Linked DNA regions of Homo sapiens: region 1 is linked to region 2. A link is a loop called in an ENCODE intact Hi-C map of the cell type or tissue named here. Cell type or tissue: mammary epithelial cell. All regions are shown on one strand. Each heading gives the region's core, and the rest is flanking DNA. Links, peaks and the distances in the headings are about the cores only. Region 1 has its middle 140 kb from the start of PTPN20. Region 2 has its middle 110 kb from the start of GDF10.

What was found. A loop is a pair of places that touch in the nucleus more often than their neighbours do. Peaks named below come from ENCODE experiments on the same cell type or tissue, not always from the same donor. Only the 100,000 strongest peaks of a DNase experiment are listed, where the experiment ranks them.
Region 1: it touches region 2 in a loop (2.4-fold over the local background); 3 of 110 quality-filtered maps call a loop at or near these places.

What each region holds. Positions count from the first base shown.
Region 1 is chr10:47,043,786-47,052,185 of GRCh38, reverse strand. No RefSeq gene overlaps it. Among named protein-coding and RNA genes, the nearest start is that of PTPN20, 140 kb to the right of the region's middle. In mammary epithelial cell, for the core only: a CTCF peak has its summit at 4,413 (motif pointing left); no DNase peak of the experiment used is centred there.
Region 2 is chr10:47,186,897-47,195,296 of GRCh38, reverse strand. No RefSeq gene overlaps it. Among named protein-coding and RNA genes, the nearest start is that of GDF10, 110 kb to the left of the region's middle. In mammary epithelial cell, for the core only: no CTCF peak of the experiment used is centred there; a DNase peak (open chromatin) is centred at 4,836.

The DNA of each region.
Region 1 (8,400 bases), core at 318-8,317, 140 kb after region 2:
CATGGGACAAGCCTGTGAACTTGGCTATCACCTCTGAGTTTCAGAGGGTGGGTGACAGACAAAGACAGGCTGGCGCCACAACCCAGCACAGCCTGCAGAGGACACCTACACATGGGGACTCGGTGTGGGTCTTGGTGGCACAGGGGAGTCTACATTGGCCAGGGGAGCCCTGGGGCCCAATCTCAGGAAGGGATGTGCCGCAGGGAAAATGGAGGGCCAGAGGAGATCAAGGTAGAGATTTGTTTCTGTGTACGGTGCAGAGAGAGGTCCCCAGGTACAAGCCAAGATGTCACAAGTGCAGGGTGGGTGAAAGGCATCTCAGAGGCCACCTGCAGGGAAGGATCCCTACTGACCTGGGCACCTGAACACAGTGTAGCCTGCAAACCCGTCCTCCCCAGAGGCTCTGCACCCACACACTCTCTGATCTCCCTCATCTGGACTTTTATACCAAAGAGGTTTTGATGCGCCTATCAGCTTGCCAAGGCCACTGACAGCCACAGAAATGCGGTGGAGCCAACCCCATCCAGGGGTCAGTCTTTGATCCTATTTATTATTTAGACCAGTTTGTGACTTGGTCAATACAGATGCTGCATAGACAGGAAGCACTGGGTGCAGGCTTCGAGCTCATTCCCACAGATTTAGTGGTCAGAGAGGAAAGGGCAACACCTTGGAGAAGCTTGGGAAATTGAGGCACAAGAGATGAAGTCCAGGGGATTAACTCGCTCAGCCTCAACTGGCAAAATCAAATTTGGAAGCAGCTAGAAAACCACATTGTGAATAATGTAGTCTGGCTTGGCCCCCCACATTGCCTTGTCGTGGGCTTCCAAACCATCCACTTGGAAGTGCCCCATCACCAGCCTCTAATGAAATGCAATTGGTGTTCCCGACCACGTTCCTACCTTCACCAGTCCCAGCAGCCCCTCAGTCCCGGCCGCACACACTTGGGCACGCCATGCCAGCTGCACCAAGCCAATCTGCTGTGAGATGCCGGGAAACGGTTTGCAAATATTACTTTCCAAATTTATCACACTTGGCCTGGTACCGTGGAAAAAGTTGGTTTTGATTTTACTGTGGATGATCCTGAGGCCCCAGTCTGTGTCCTACTGGGGCTGGCTTCGGGTGCTGGGGCCGAAGCCTGGTCTCAGAGAGGGGCCGGGCCTTCTCAAGTGGTTCTGCTGCCGAGAAAGGTGCCAGCCCCTCCACTGACCACTGGCCACCTGCAGAAGCCCACCTGGCTACACTGGCCCTTTCCTGGCACTTTCCAAGCCAGCGAAGGTGATCTCCCTCTGGCAAACAGAAATCTGCGCTGTTGGGAGACAGAGCAGTAGGCATCTATCTCCACATAGCTATCTTGAGCACCTGGTATGCACCATTTTGTTAGCATGGAACTCTCTCCCTATCCCTATCTCAGCAGCTTCCTTGGAGCCAGCAGCAGGCCTGAGGAGGAGGAGAGGGGAGTGGCCATCCAGCTGTCAAGAGAGAATCCACAGGCCCCATAGGAGGGACCTGGCTGCCCATCATAGACACTCAGTCTCTCGCTCTGTGGCTGTCAAGCTCCCAATATTTCTGTCTCTCTCTTCTTTTCTGTCTTTATCTGTATCTTTCTCTGTGTCTTCTTCTCTCTCTGTCTCTGTCTCCCTCTCTGTTTATCCTTCTCTATATCTCTGTCTCTGTCTGTCTCTGTCTCTCTCTCCCTCTTTCCCTCCTCTCCCTCTCTTTTTCTCTCTCCTTCCTCCCCCTTTCCTTGCATTTCCCTGGGGATGATGGAGTTTTCCTCCACGTCACCATGTGGCTAGACAAATCAGCCCTGGCCTTTTTGCTCTTGCATGAGAGTAGAAGGCCTCCCAAAGCCCCTCAGGTTCCATGGTGTCTGCTCCAGCCAGGCCCCCCACCAAAACCCTCTGAATCACTGGCTCTGGGGATGGCAAGAGCCCTCTTTCCCTGGTCCTCACACTCAGTCCCAGACTGTTGAGACTAATGACCTTGAGTGTGTGTCACGTCCCTCATGTCCCCCTCTAGGGAAACTGGCCAGAGTGGGAAATCACAGCCAGATTTTGGGTCATGGGCAAGGGGCTGAGGGCTCATGTCTGTGAAGAGAGGGGCCTCGAGGGGCCCAGGCAGGGAATGGCAGTGCCGGGAGCACTATGGAGAGTGGTGGGGTCTGCAGGAACCTGCCACCAACTAGATTGGGCAGCCGCTCTCCTGCCGCACGTCTCCTTTCACATCTGTGGCCAGAGTCTCCAACTTTTCAGGAGAAACTGCAGATCTAGATTTTCATATGAAAATGTTAAGACATAATTCAAAGTTTTTTGAGAAGCACTCTGCAAGCCAAATAAAACACATCAGCAGGACGGATCTGGCCAGCACAGCACATTCATGACCTCTGTTTGGTGTCCCCTAACACCCACCCCTGGGCCCCAGCCACCTTCAGGGCTGGCAGGGGGGCCTCTGCTTCCAGGGCCCATGCTCCTCCCTCGCCTTCATCCTGGTCATGGGGCTCTGCCTTCCCCGGAGCTGTCCCAGTGTTCAGATGACCCTGAGGCAGGAGCCCACCTGCAGTACAGCCTCCAGGCTGGTCAGCCGGTGTAGACATCTGGTCATTCTTCATGTCTGTCACCTGCCCAGCTGGTCACAAAGCAGAGGTCCGAGCCCCAGGAAACCCAGGACCACCAGGCTGTGGAGGAGAAAGACTTGCTGGTGTTTCATGGCCCTTGTTTGCTGTTACCAAAGCTCATGTTTAAACACAATTACTTTCTGCTCCACTCAGGCAACCCAGTTGGCACACCCTTCCAGGGACCAAGTCCCATGGCCTTTAAGGAAGCCCTAGCATGGGGCTGCCCATTCCCCAGACATGAAAGGCAGCTAGTAAGTTTGCTACTCATTAGCTGTGTGGCCTGGGAAAATGACTTAGTTTGGCTGGCCTCAGTTTCTTCATCTGTAAAATGGGAACACTATCTCATGCTAGATAAAAAAGGACAAAATTAGACAATTAGATAAATTCCCTCCCAGCTTCACCCATGTGCAGAAATCCTTGAAGAAGGAGAAGGCGAAGGAGAAGGAGAAGGAGAAGGAGAGGAGAAAGGGGAATTAATATTTGTTGAACCTATTATGCATGAGGCACCTTGACAAGGGCTTACAAATGTCATCTCAACTCACCCTATGAATCACCCTGGCAGGCTATCACCCCACTTCACACAGCCCCTATTTCCACTTCACAGATGAAATCCTGAGCTCCAGGTAAGTTGAGCTATTTGTCCCCGGAAGGGCCCAAGATTTGAACCAAGATTCAAATTTGGTCGGTCTCAACATTAAACCTAGAAACCCGGCCAGCTGCAGTAACCCCCCTGCAGTGCCTTCAGCCTCTGGCCCTGGACCGACACTCCCTCCCATGGCTCCAACATGTGTGGGCCCAGGCTCCAGCGCCCTCCTCAGGGGCTGCCCTGCCTCTGCTCTTGAGAGGACCTGCAGGCCTCCATCACCCAGCCCACGCTTCCTGTCTGTGTTGCAGGGGTGCCCAACCCAGTGCTGGCCTCTTCCTCTCGGTGTTGCAGGCGGCCTGCCAATGCCATTCCTTGACTCAAATGGACTCTGTGGACAAAAGAACACTCCCCCAACTACTGCCTTCTTGGCCCAGGCAACTCCTTCTCATCCTTCAGAACCCAGTTCAGACATACCTCGTATTGGGGGCTGTGCCTGGCAACCCCAGCTCCCCAGGCTGGGCTGAATGCCTCCCTAGGCCACACCAGCACCCACCTTGGCCTTGATCTCATTCACTATCAGTGAGTCCACTCTGCAGTGAGGGGCAACGCTGAGCTGAGGTAAGGCAGCTCTCCTGGGGCCACTGCCTTAACCTGAGGGTCCCAGCAGCTGTCCCTGGGGCCCCTGGTCCTTGCCTCTGATGCCACCCTGTGCTGCTGTTACCCACTCTCAAGCAAACCACACCCTGGTGGGAGGCCCTGGGGCTGCAGAGGCTGTGAGGACAGAGCCTGAAGCCTCTGCTGGGGTCCCACCCTGAGCTCTGAAAGAACCCCCAAATGGAAGCCCCCACCCTCTGTGTTGCACTTTGCTTTTCCCATGTGGCCACAGGTCCCAGGTTGGGGACTGGGCCACCTTCCCTTCCTCTTGCTTTAGTTTCATGCCCAGCTCCGGGTGTCTTCTCGTCGGGGACTCTGCATGCCTTTCTCAGGGCTGAGCAGAGCTGAGGGGTCCAGGAGCCCTGGTTACCCCCAGGTGACATCCCGTGGTATTGTTAGCATGGAGGTGATGTAGTGAAGACGGGTTGTCAGCTAGGATGGGGGCGAGATGACCATCTAAGCAATGTCAGAGCAGGGCACGTACTCAAAAATGTACAAACGTATCTTCCAATCTTCCAGCTGTTGGGAGAGCTTGGGCCACCCAAGGGCACAGCGCCCCCTGCTGGCCATGACGATGATGCGGCTTAGCTCACAGGGCTTTCCTCTGCAGCAGCTCCCCAGAAGCCAGGCAGGGGAGTGCTGGGCGGGGTGGGAGAGGGATAGGGGTGTGCATGCATGGGCCATTTCTCATTCTCTAACATACAAACGTGCTCTGACACCTCTCTTGAGGACCCCCTGTGCCCACTGGCACCACCAACAAATCAATCACATAGCCAATCAACAAATTAACAAGCACCTGCAGTGTGCACACACTGGCCCAGACTCACCTTACCTGGATGCTCCCCACCTCCACTCTCTGTGTTCAATTTGCCATAGTCCTCCTGCCCCACCTCCCATGGCTCTCACCCCCACAGAACTGCCCCTTGTGCCTTCCTCCTCAACCAGGTCCTCACGCCCCCAACAGGACACATACCCAGGGCCCAACCACGTGGCCTATCTCTGCACTCTCCTGCACCCATCCATCCCGCACACCACCCACACTCCAGTACTCTTGCCAAGAATGCTCGAGCATTCTCACCACCAGCTCCACAACCTCCAGGGCTTCCCTGTCCTTGAGAAAGAGCCCAGGGAAAGGCTTGGGTGATCAGACCCAACCTGCAGACGCAGCCCTGCCTGCCTGACTCCCACTCAATCTGCCCTCTAAGCAAACTGCAGCAGCACAGCACCATTCCCAGAAAGCACCCTTCACAGCAGCCTCCCACACATCTTCACAGCCCCCCACCTGCACAGGCATACTCAGCCTCACAGAGTCCCCCTACAGCCCTGACCCCTCGTTCCTATGGAAGACTCACGCCGAGGCCCTCGTCCATTCCCATTGCACATGGACCCACCAGGCCACTCACCTCTTCATCTGAGCCCCCACACCCAGAAGCACCCATGCCCCAACACCCTCTGTGGTATCCACCCTCCCGCCCACACTCAGGGTTCTGTACAGAAAGGAGGGATGCAGGGAGTGTGGTGAGCATAGGCCCCGACGCCCAGTTTCCCCAGAGAAGCCTTTCAGAGAAATCGCTTTCACATGGCAGCTTTGGTCCTCCGGGAGGGCAGCGGCTGAGGAGGGGGCATGACGGGGCAGCCAGCGAGACCATTGTTCACGCCTTGGCTGCTGGAGCCAAGCCCCTACCCCAGTGCCCCTTATCCATTGGAGGAGGCCGCAGGAAAACAAGGTCTGGTACCCGAGGGGCCCAGTGACCCGTTTGAGCAGCTCCCCTCAAGCAGAAGTTTCCCACATGACCTTCCAGCCGGGCCCTGGGCTTTCCTGCCTCCACAGCAACCGCAGTCCCCTCGCTTGGCACTGTGTCTTGGCCCAGGGCACAGGGGAAGGGAGGAAATGGGGAGGTGGGGAGAGGATGCACAGGCCTAGCCCGGGCTCCCAGCTGGCAACAGCCCTTCCTGTAAGGACTTCTGGGCCCTCTGGGTCCTCTGACCACCTCTTTCCACCACCCAAAACTGGTCATGGCCTGCATGGGTTTGGGGACCCAGTGAGCTACACTCACATCACTGGATGCTTCAAAGCAGCTGTGTGACTCCAGGCAAGTGTCAGGACCGTGGGTTCCTCATGCCCTCCTGGCTATCAAGCTTGAAGGGCCCACGTGGAGATTCGAGGGAAAATGCACACTCAGGCCCAGGAGCAGTGCCTCACACCAGTGAGTGGAGTTCCCTTTTAACATATTCTTGGGTATTGCCTCCACCTAGGGTCTGTTTGTCCCCAAATTTAAGCTTCCTGGGTTCTGACTATGTTGGGCCCAGTGGTGTGGTCTCTGCCCAGCTGGATGTCAGCCTCCCCTCGGCCTCAAGGGCCCAGTGCTACCACCCATGTTTCCTTACCATGACTCTGAGCAGTGCTGGTCCCTCTCTGAGTCCCAGGAATGGTGCACTTGTCTGCTACCGGTATCTCCACTCCCCAAGAACCTTCCTCACCCATCCTACTGGGCCACCCAGGACTTCTGGCCCTCTCTGGACTTCTGACAGGCTCTGCTATAAGCCCAGGCTCTCCACCTCCTCACACCCAGCCCCTCACAGGGCCAACGCACCTTAGTAGGTGCTTGGCCAAGGGTGGCAGGGCCATGTTCAATACACAGATTTCCTCTATGAGACTTTGCGGGGAGGACAGAGAGCTTGCCAGCAGCCTGGCCTCTTGTCCCGTGCCCTAGGCCCTTTGGAGGGAGCCCCTGCCCTGACCCTGGGGCCTCCCTACCTCTTGCACTATTGCCTGGCCTTCTATAGCCAGCCCCTCACACCTCCCAAGCTGTGGTCACGTGGAGGCCCTGCCACTCACGGGCCACACCTGCCATGTCCTCGGAGCCTTAAGATGCAGGTGTTGAGAGCTCGGTGTTGCCTGTAAAGGTCCCCCTGGAGGGGTCCCTCCCATCAGGCCTGGAGGCTCGGGTCTGTATACATGCATCTGCATGGGGCATGACTGGTTTCCAGAACCTCAGAGCCCAATCCACCTGCCCACATAGCCCATACCAGCTGACCAATGACAGTGAGGCGAATCACCAGTCTCCTCCTCACTCTGAGGCCTCCCTGCGCTGACCCTGTCCTCAACCTTTGATTTCTCCTTCTTACAGCCCAGCTCCCACATTGGACTCAGTTCTGTGATTTGGGATCTGGCCTTGACCTCCAACTTGCCCCAGATTGTGCCTTGGACTTGGCCCAGTCCATGCTCAGGTGGGCCACCCAGAGCCACTTTGGGCCTCTCAGAGCTTATTTCCTTTGGTGTTTGGTGCTGTGGACAGAGAATAGTCTGGCGGAGAGGGGAGCTGAGACATGCAGGATGCTGGTGCCTGGAATGGCTGGCACTGAGCCCATCGCTGCCTGGAACCACTGGCTGCCTCCTCTCTGTGGCTTGTCTTTGCCATAGTCTGTGAGCTTGGGGCCCACACCCCATGGAGCACCATGGCCAGACCCAGGCAGCAAAGGTGAGGTTGGCCCACAGGGAAACCTGTGGAAGGCTCTGGCCCCCACCCCATCCCAGGCTCACCCTGCCTCACAGAAAGCACAGGAGACCCCTGGCACTGGGGCTGGAGCCCAGGACACCTCTCCCAACTTCCTCTGGATTATGAAATATATTTCATGTGATATCTCAATTCTTTTCAAACAACATGGAGTGACATCTGCAGGGCACTTTCCTAATGCTAAACACCTTGGGTCAGCAGTAGAAATGCCTCCAGTCATTGGGGTGGCTCCTAATCTTCAGATGTCAGGCGCCAGGGAACCCAACTTAGGGACTAAGATCCTCACTTGGGAAGGGTCCTGGGGGCCATCAGAGGGATGGCCATCACTCACAGGTGAGCGAGTGTGCACATCTGGATTCATTTCCACGACTCAGGATCACATCAGGCAGCATCAGGGGCCCCAGGAGGGATGGAGGTCACAGGCTCCCACCCTCGTCTTAGCCCTGGAAACATGAAGGCCTCCAGTGCCCTCCTCCAGTAACCCCGTGAGTGCCTGGCACAACAGTGGGCACTCAGTGAATGCCGGTAAGTGCCTGCTGACCAGAGCTCATATGGGGGAGTGCACCTCTCTGGCAAGCTGGATCCCATCAGTGTCGGCCCACATGTGCACCAGCCTCGTTTCAGCTGGGAGAATCGCATCAGGACAATGGGAAAGCTTCTCCCCGTTCCCCTGCCAGGTGGGCCCAACGCCAGAGCCGCGATCCAGGGCATCGCTGCTAAGTTTCCAGGCTCCCGTCAGGCATCACTCCCACCCAGGGGGACCCTGCACTGTCTCACTTCTTTAGAGACAGATCAAATTGGAGAGAGTTGGCTCGCATCAAAGACAAGGCCTATGTTGTTTACACACATTTTTTTGGGAAGAGGGAACAAATTATTTTCCTTCTTGTCCATGGGATGCCAATGATGAGTTCTGGAGAACCACTCAGAGACACCTGTCATGAATTCCCAGGGCAGGGTGAGTGGAGATGGAGCAAACAGCCCACAGCGCAGGCTCCTGATTTAGAAGGGAAAGTGCAGCATGGATTCTC
Region 2 (8,400 bases), core at 83-8,082:
CTTAAACCATAGACATTTATTTTCTCACAATTCTAGAGCCCTGGAGCCTGCGATCAAGGTGTCGGCGGGGTAGATTTGTCCTGAAGCCTCTCTCCTTGGCTTGGAGATGTCGCCTTCTCCCTGTGCCTTCACACGGTCTTACTGCTGTGTCCATCTGTGCCCTAATCACTTCTTATAAGGACATCAGTCATATTGGATTCGGACTCACCCTACTGACCTCATCTTAACCTAGTCACCTCTTTAAAAGCCTTATCTCCACATACAGCCACATTCTGAGGCACTGGAGTTAAGGACTTCAATGTATGAATTTGTTTGGGGGGAAGGTCACAATTTAGCCCATAACACCCAGTCCATTTTGGATTAGTTCATTCTCAGTCTACCCAGGAGAAACTGGTTTCATTGGCTCCATTTTGCAGATGAGGAAACTGACTTTGGAAAGACAGGTGGTGGTCCCCAGGTCCCACAGCAGCAATGCCAGGCCGGGAAGCCAGGGCTGGGATTTCTGGTTCACACAATTTGCATCAGAGCCCAGCTGTGTCTGCCCCACAGCCCCAAGGTGAGCATTCTACTGGGTCCCCTGCACAGGCCCCAGAAACCCCCAGAAACTCCATGCAGATGACAGGGAGATGGGCTGCAGCACAGGCGGAAGTGTCCAGTAGTGGGTGGGGAGCCCTGGGAAGCCTCAGGCAGAGACCCCTGCTTGCCTCGGGAGGTTGTCTTCAGTGATGAACTCTGTCATACGCCGTCTGCTCTTGCTGACCCTCCATCCTTACCCAACCTGAGGGGCTTCCCCAGAGACTTTCTCATTATTCAGCCTAGTTTTAGTAAGGGAGATATTGGGGCCCACTAAGTGCTGGTGCTAGACAACTTAGTTTAAAAAGGGGCGGGGCATGGTGGCTCACGCCTGTAATCCCAGCACTTTGGGAGGCCGAGGCAGGCAGATTACCTGAAGTCAGGAGTTCAAGACCAGCCTGGCCAACATGGTGAAACCCCATCTCTACTAAAAATACCAGAAGTATCTGGGCATCATGGTGGGCACCTTAATCCCAGCTTCTTGGGAGGCTCAGGCAGGAGAATCACTTGAACCAGGGAGGCAGAGTTTGCAGTGAGCCAAGATCACGTCACTGCACTCCAGCCTGGGCAACAGAGAGAGACTTTGTCAAAAAAAAAAAAAATCACAGCAGGCTGTCCCAGAATCAAGTGGGCTTATCCCTAGACCTTAGGCTACGTAGTGGATATTGTAGGACCAGCCCAAATTCCTCATTTTGAAATGGGGAAACTGAGGCTCAGAGTACGGCCCTGGTTTATCCAAGGTCACTGTCTTAGTCCATTTGCATTGCTATAAAGGAATAGTTGAGGCTGGGTAACTTACAAAGAAAAGAGGTTTATTTGGATCATGGTTCGGCAGGCTGTACAGGAAGTGTGGCACCAACATCTCCTTCTGATAAAGACCTTAGGGAGCTTCCACTCATGGTGGGGTGGAAGGAGAGTCACTTTTGGTTTCCTTGACTCTGTTTGGTAAAGGCTGTCCTAATTGTATGCAAGAGATGGCAGACACAGGCAGGCAGAGGAGAGATCGATCTTTCAAACCAGTTCAGGCAGACTCGACTTCTCCCCAGCGGAGCGGAGCAGGTCACTGCCACACAGATCTGCAGTGTGGTCTCCGGGAGCAAAAGGCATGTGGAACACATCAACTATATGTGGCCATCAGAAAACTTGCTCTCATAAAGGTCTCTCTCCATCCTGCACCTACCCCCATATTCTGAGGTGGAAACTGAGGCTCAGCCAGGCTCAGTGACCTGCCCGAGGCCAACAGTGAGAGAGAACCCAAGTTCCCAGCTCCAGCCCCAGGACAGTCACTGAGACTCAGTATTGACTTTCAGGTCCCACATGGGTTTCAGCCTCACAGAGACCTGAATTCTGACCACTGGGCCGTGGTCCCTGTTCGGAAGCCCTGCTGACAGGGAGTTGAGTGGGGCATGCCTCCAAGTGATGGCCCCTGGACCAAGGCCAGGGCATCTGTATCCAAAGTGGGGAGAGTTCTCTGACACCCCTCACGCTGTGTGCCAAGGCCCCACACACATATGCTATCATTTCCAGGGCCTCCTGCCCTCTGTTTCCCCTGACTGGGGAGAAGAAAATATTAGTGTGGCTGCCCCAGGGGTCTGAGGTCTGCTGCCCCTCTGTGTGTGGCATTGCCCTAATCTCCCAGCCCTGCCCTCCCACAGGCTGCCCTGCTCCCCCGCCCCTGCACTTCCTTAGGAAGATGCACAGGGAAGGAGGTACAGCGCCTGCAAATGAGAAATCCATCTCCTCTCTGCTCCAGCCCTCTGCCTTGGGAACTGCAGAAGGCCCCTCTCCTGACCAAGCCCTCCCGGCAAGAAAGAACTCTCCTTGAAAACATGGTTCTTTGCAGCTGCCCAGGACAGCTTAGTGTGTGTGGTCTGGAGGCTTCCTCTAACTGTGAATCCATTGACCTTGGAAGAGGGGACACCTGTGGTGGGCAGATTCTAAAATGGCCCCAAGATTCCTGCCCCTGCGTGTCAACACCCATTTAATTTCTTTCGCTGGGCTATGGGCAGGACCCGTGAATACGCTGCGGAATCACCCTTGTCATCAGGTTACTGTACCTGACAAAGGGGCCTGGGCAGCTAGAATTGAAGTCCTTGATCATTTGGCTTTGATTTAATAAAAAGGGAGATTATCCTAAGTGGGCCTGACTTTATTAGGTGAGACCTTAACGGGAACACCTCCAAAGCTTTCCTGTTGGTCTGGGAGAAAGCAAGCAGCCACACCCCTGGAGGGCACCACAGGGCCAGGGACTGCCTTCCGGGTCTCTAGCAGCTGAGTGTGGCCTCTGGTTGACAGTCCTCAAGGAAGCAGGTACCTCAGTGCTACTACCACAAGGTGCTGGATTCTGCCAACCATTCAAATGAGCCAGCCAGCTCCCACCATGATTTCAGTCCAGGGTAACCCTGGCCAGAGGACCTCACCCCACTGCACCTGGAATCTTGGACCCTGGAAACTGAGATGACAGGTTTGCATTGTTTTAATCCACTAAGCTTCGTAGCTATCCAAAACTAACATGGCCCTCTCCACCCCCAGGTTCCTCCTCCTGATAAATCTCTCAGAGCTCAGCCTGGCATGACAGTGGGCAGGGATATATCTCAGTTCAAGCATGTTTGATAGGAAAAGTTAATCATCATGCTGACAACATAACATTGAAGCAAAAATAAATCCGTTACTATCATGGTTGTGGGACAGAGGTGGGACCAATGAGAGAGGGAGACGGAGAGAGAGACAGATGGACACAGAGAGAAACAAAGAAAGAAAAAGACACACACAGAAAGAGAGACAGAGAAAGAGAGAGAGAAAGAGAGAGAGACTCAGAGACAGACTCCTCAGCTGTCACAGACACAGTGCTTTTGTTACAAATGCTTTCATCTTGCTTCTGCTTTACTCATTCATTTATTTGTAAACTTTGTCGTCCTAATAGTGCCAAGAATGAAATAAAGCTTAGTAAATTAATCCTCACTACTTCTGATTAGAACTTTATTTTTCTTTCTGGGGAATAGCTGGTCCCTGCAGACAAGGCAGCTAGCTCTGGGGGGAGAGCAAGCCTAGATGGAGAGGCTCTCTGGACGTGGCACCGTGTAGCTCAGCAGCAGGCATGGCCCTTGGGCCGCCTGGGTGTGAACATGTTTCCCACTCTGTAAAGTGCCCCAGAAGCAATAATTTTGTAGAAGGTAAATATCTCCATTTTGAACCTGGAAAACGGAAAATAAGGATGGCAGTTGAGTCATTTGCTGTGGTTTCAAGGTGCATCTGGGACCTCATGTATAGTGTTGCCTTTCTTAGGCCATGGTCAGGGCATTGAAGGGTGACACCGAGCCATAGACACCAGGAAACTTTCCCAAGGGATCTCCTGGCAGCACTCAGCTCACAGCAGGCCCTTGTGGCCAATGTAGCCCTCGGGGCCCTTGTGCCCTGAGGTAGCCAGTCCCTCTCTCCTTCCCAGCACAGAGCAGGCCAGCCTCCTCAGTGGGGAAGGCCATGTGACTGATTTTGACCAGTGGGGTGTGAGTGGGAGTGATGTGAGCTGCCTCCAGGATGGAGCATTTAATTATGGATGGGAGCCACTTTACATCTCTTGCCCCTCTACAATCTGCAAGGGGGACCCACAAACCTCCAGGCCCAGCAGCTTGCATTCTGAGTGAAGACAGTGAGGAGCAGAGTGCCCAGTTGAGCCACTCTGGACATGTAACCTGAGTGAGGAACAGACCCGCGCTGTTTGGAGCCACTGACATTTCTTGGTTAGTTGTTACTGCACTAACCTAACTCATATTGACCAGTGGAGCCTGTCAGGGTCACTTGGTGCAAGCAAGTATCCTTACTGGCCAGATGCCTCAATGACATGTGTACTGACCTGAGCCATGCAGGGGTGCTGCCTTGTAGAGTATGATCTGGAGTTAGGAGGTGCGGGACAGACAGGTTTCCTGGTTAACAGAGGAACGTTTAAATCTATTGGAACTCTGAAGTTCTTCAATTTTATTTTCTTGTATGCAGAAATACTTGAATTTTTATTTACTTGTACACAGACATAGTATATATGCAGTTATGTTTCCCACTTTTTTGCTCATTTTAAACATTTCTCCTTGTTGCTATAGAATGTGTAAGAATCACTTTTAATGGTTGAGTAAATACTTCGAGTGGGTTATGAAAGAACTTAATCATCGTTCCCTGTGGTGGGACATTTGTATTGTTTGCAGTTCTGTGCTCATATAAGTACCACTGCAATAAACATCTTCGTGCATAAAGCTTGTTTTCTGTTTAATATTATTTACTTTGGCAAAGTTCCCAAAAATGGAACACCTGGGCAGAAATGGCATGAAGACTTGCCTTTTTCAAACAGGTTTTTAAAGTAAAGCATTCATCCACGCTGATGCCATAGGATGGTAAGTCCGGGGAAAGTAATGCACTCTGTCCTTAATCATGAACACTGAGCCAGGCCTCGGCCTCCGACCTGACTGTCTGTTATTACTCTCCAGGACTTCAGGGATGCAGGCCAAGCTCCAGAAGTCCAAGCCCACCTGGGGGCTGTGACCCAAGAATGGGACCCAACAGCTTTAGCTCCGTACTCTCTGGCTCTAGCCCAGCTCACAGAACTCCCGAGGGGCCACCACTGTCCCCCCAGATACCTCCACTGACTCATCGGCCCCCCAGGGTGTCTGCTGGTGGTCGGTGGCAGCCCTCCTTCTCCACCTTGAGGTTCCCAAGCACATCTGCCTCTGGCTGCTGATGCCACCTCTGCAGGCTCAGAGCTGCTGCCCTGCCCCAGGCTACGGCCCCTGCCTGTTGTTGCTCCTCCCTCTGAGTGGCAGTGCCTGCAGCTCACTGGGGTCTCACAGCTGGAGTGCTGTAGGTATATCCTCTATTCACCGGGAAAATGTCTGTGTTGGGCTACACACCAGGATCCCTGGGGCCCAGCTTTTTCCTGCCACCTCTTCTAGATCTTTCCCCTAACCCACAGTCCTGGCTTATCTCCCTGGGAGCCTGAGAACCCTCTGAGGCACTCCACAGTGCTTCACTCAAATCATTCTTTCCCTTCCGTGCCCACGCAAACCTGTGCCTCAGGCAAGCCTTTCTCTCGTCAAGGGTGGCAAAGACTGTCTCCTTGATAAAATTTTAACCAGGCTCCTCTGAACCCTCTTTCCACCTAGATCTTGGCCTTGGTCTGTCCTTAGCAGGCTAAGCCCAGTTTTAGCAAAGAATCCTACTAACTCAGTTGATGAAAATCTTCCTATCCTTGATAGCTGATCAAACTCCTCTTCCTCCACCCCTGATTCCTACCCAAACTCCTCCCAGTAATTTTCCCTCCACCCCTTCTCCCTGCTTTCTGTAAATTCCTGCTTGCCCCTGGTATATTCCAAGTTGAGTTCAATCTCTCTCCCCTGCTGCAATAATCCCAAATAAAGTCTTGCAATTTTTAACAAGTGTCAGAATAATTCTTTATGACAGAGGATATTTCTTCCATCCAGGACAACAAGATGGGAGAAGTTAGTATGTGGGGTAAAGTTAGCCCTGGGGAATGGCTGTCACCATCCCCTAGACTACAGCCTTATCTCTCCGATAAAGAACATGATCCTTGGTGTAAAACCAACCCATCACACACACAACAGTGGGTGGGTCAGGAGATGGCCCCTGGAAACTGGAATATCATGCAGGACATCTGTGCTGTGGAATTTCTGTGCTGTGTTGGAGAGCTGGGATGCCCTGATAAAGGAATGTTCTGAGCATCTTCCCTAGAGAACAGAGAATACCATGCCCCCCTACCTAGCATCCCAGCCTTACCTTCACCCCACAGCATTTCCCTTTAGGCCAAGTATCCATTCATTTAGCATTCATTGATTGTGTTCCTGCTACATCATCTTGTCTTAAATTATTAGTGGAAACTCAGTATCTTCAGGGTTTTTTTCTCCCTTAACTTTTAGTTTTATTCTATTCATTCAGCAAATATTTTTGAGTGGCTGAGCACCTGTGAGGTTCTGAGGACACCACGATGGAGTGCGAGGTGGACCGAGGCTCTGCCCTTATGCAGCTCCCAGTCTCAGAGAGAAATTGACCTGAAGCAGAAGTTTTGTGTCTGGCAAGATGATGCCTGGTCTCAAGACTGAGTTGTCAAAGACTGGGTCACAGACCGGAAGGTCAAGCATCTAGACAATGGTTTCTTTGTGTGCATGTGGCATCAAACATTTCAAGTAGATTGCAATAATTTTCAGGGTGTGATAGGAAATAAATTATTTGCACCTTTCCCACTTCCTTCTCCTTCTCCTCTTCCTCTCTTCTTTCTCTTCCCTTTCCCTTCTTACTTGATTGTCCCAGAAGGTCTTGAGGTAATTCCACTGCAGGCCTGTGCAAACTCGCCCTCACCATATCCTGGTAGGAAGGTGGGGCCTCAGGTACCAGCAGAAGCTCAGGATGGCAGTGGCCGAGCCATCATCCAGTCTCCCAGTGAGAACCTCACCTCAGGGGCTAGTCCCTCTTCTCTCCCCACCTCCACCCTACCTCCTCTTCCCCACCCCCCAACTTCTGCCTTGCCACTGTGAAACCCTTGCCTGGTCCTCTGAGGAGGAGACGCCACCCCTGCCTCACTTCCCTGCAGGCTTTTGCCTCCTTTGTGGCCCTTGAGCCCAGTGACGCTGTGGCTGAGGGTGTTGGCAGATGTTTCTCCCTTATCAGATGGCTTACCCTGAGGATAGAGATCATCTTTCTGTCAGAGCACCTGACACACAGTAGGTGTTCAGAAGACATGCATTTAGAAGATGAAGGAGAAGCCAGTGATCCATCGTGGTTTCCCTCTATAGTGGCCACACAGGGGGTCCCCTTGCTGTGGCCCCACACACTGGCCCTCCTGCCTCAGCTCAAGGCCTCTCTCAGAGGCCAAGGCTCTCAGAAGAGGTGATGTCTGGCCAGATGGTGTCTGACCAGGCCCACTTCACCTGGGGCCCGTTCAGAGAAGGCCCAACCATGCCATGTTCCTGATAACTTGTTCTAGAAGTGTTTGTATTCTTGAAGGCTCCATTGCAGGCAGGCTGTGGGACTGCCCTGCAGCGGGTGAGCCTGTCTCCTCTTCCTCGGGGAAGTGCGTCTTCATGGCCAGCTGCCTGCATCTCTGGCCCACCGAGGTCACGGTAAAGATATGAGGTCAGCAGTTCAAACCAGGTATCCCTGCAATACGTACAAACGTGGAGGAATGGATGCAGCATCTAGTGTGGGCAAGGGTTCTAGCAAACCACCCCCTTCACTTGGGCACCCTGCTCAGGTGAGTGGGGTGTATATGCACTTTAGAGTTCAGATGAGAAAGAGAGAAAGAAGGGGGCAGGTGTGAGACAGAAAGAGAGAGTGCCACATGGTGACAAAGCAAAGGGCCAGCAACAAAGTGGCCAGATGAGGGGGACACATCCCCTTGAGCTCTGCTCAATGAAGCTCTGCAAGGCTGCTGAGTGAAAAGGACCTTTCTGCTTCACCTCTGCAGCCATCCTTGCCTCTGCCTTTAGACATGTTGCATGGTGCACGCTTGCGGACACTGCCGCTTCTCTGTGGTTCATTCACTCCCAGGCAGTTCCTAGCACATGGTTGCTCTAAACGCCTCCCTTCTCTCGGGTCCCATCTCCTCCTGCTCTCATGACTGTCTCCTGCCTGCTTCCCAGCCCCAGCCATCATGTATGTTTGTTCAGAACTTTGCACCTTAGGGTCACCTTTCTGCCCATGGTCACATTAGTCCACACGGCAGCCTCAAGGTGACACCGCTATTACCACTGCAAAGACAGTCAGGGTGGCACCCATCAGGGTCAACTCCCAATTGCATGTCTACTTTTGAGGTCAAGATAGTTCTCCACA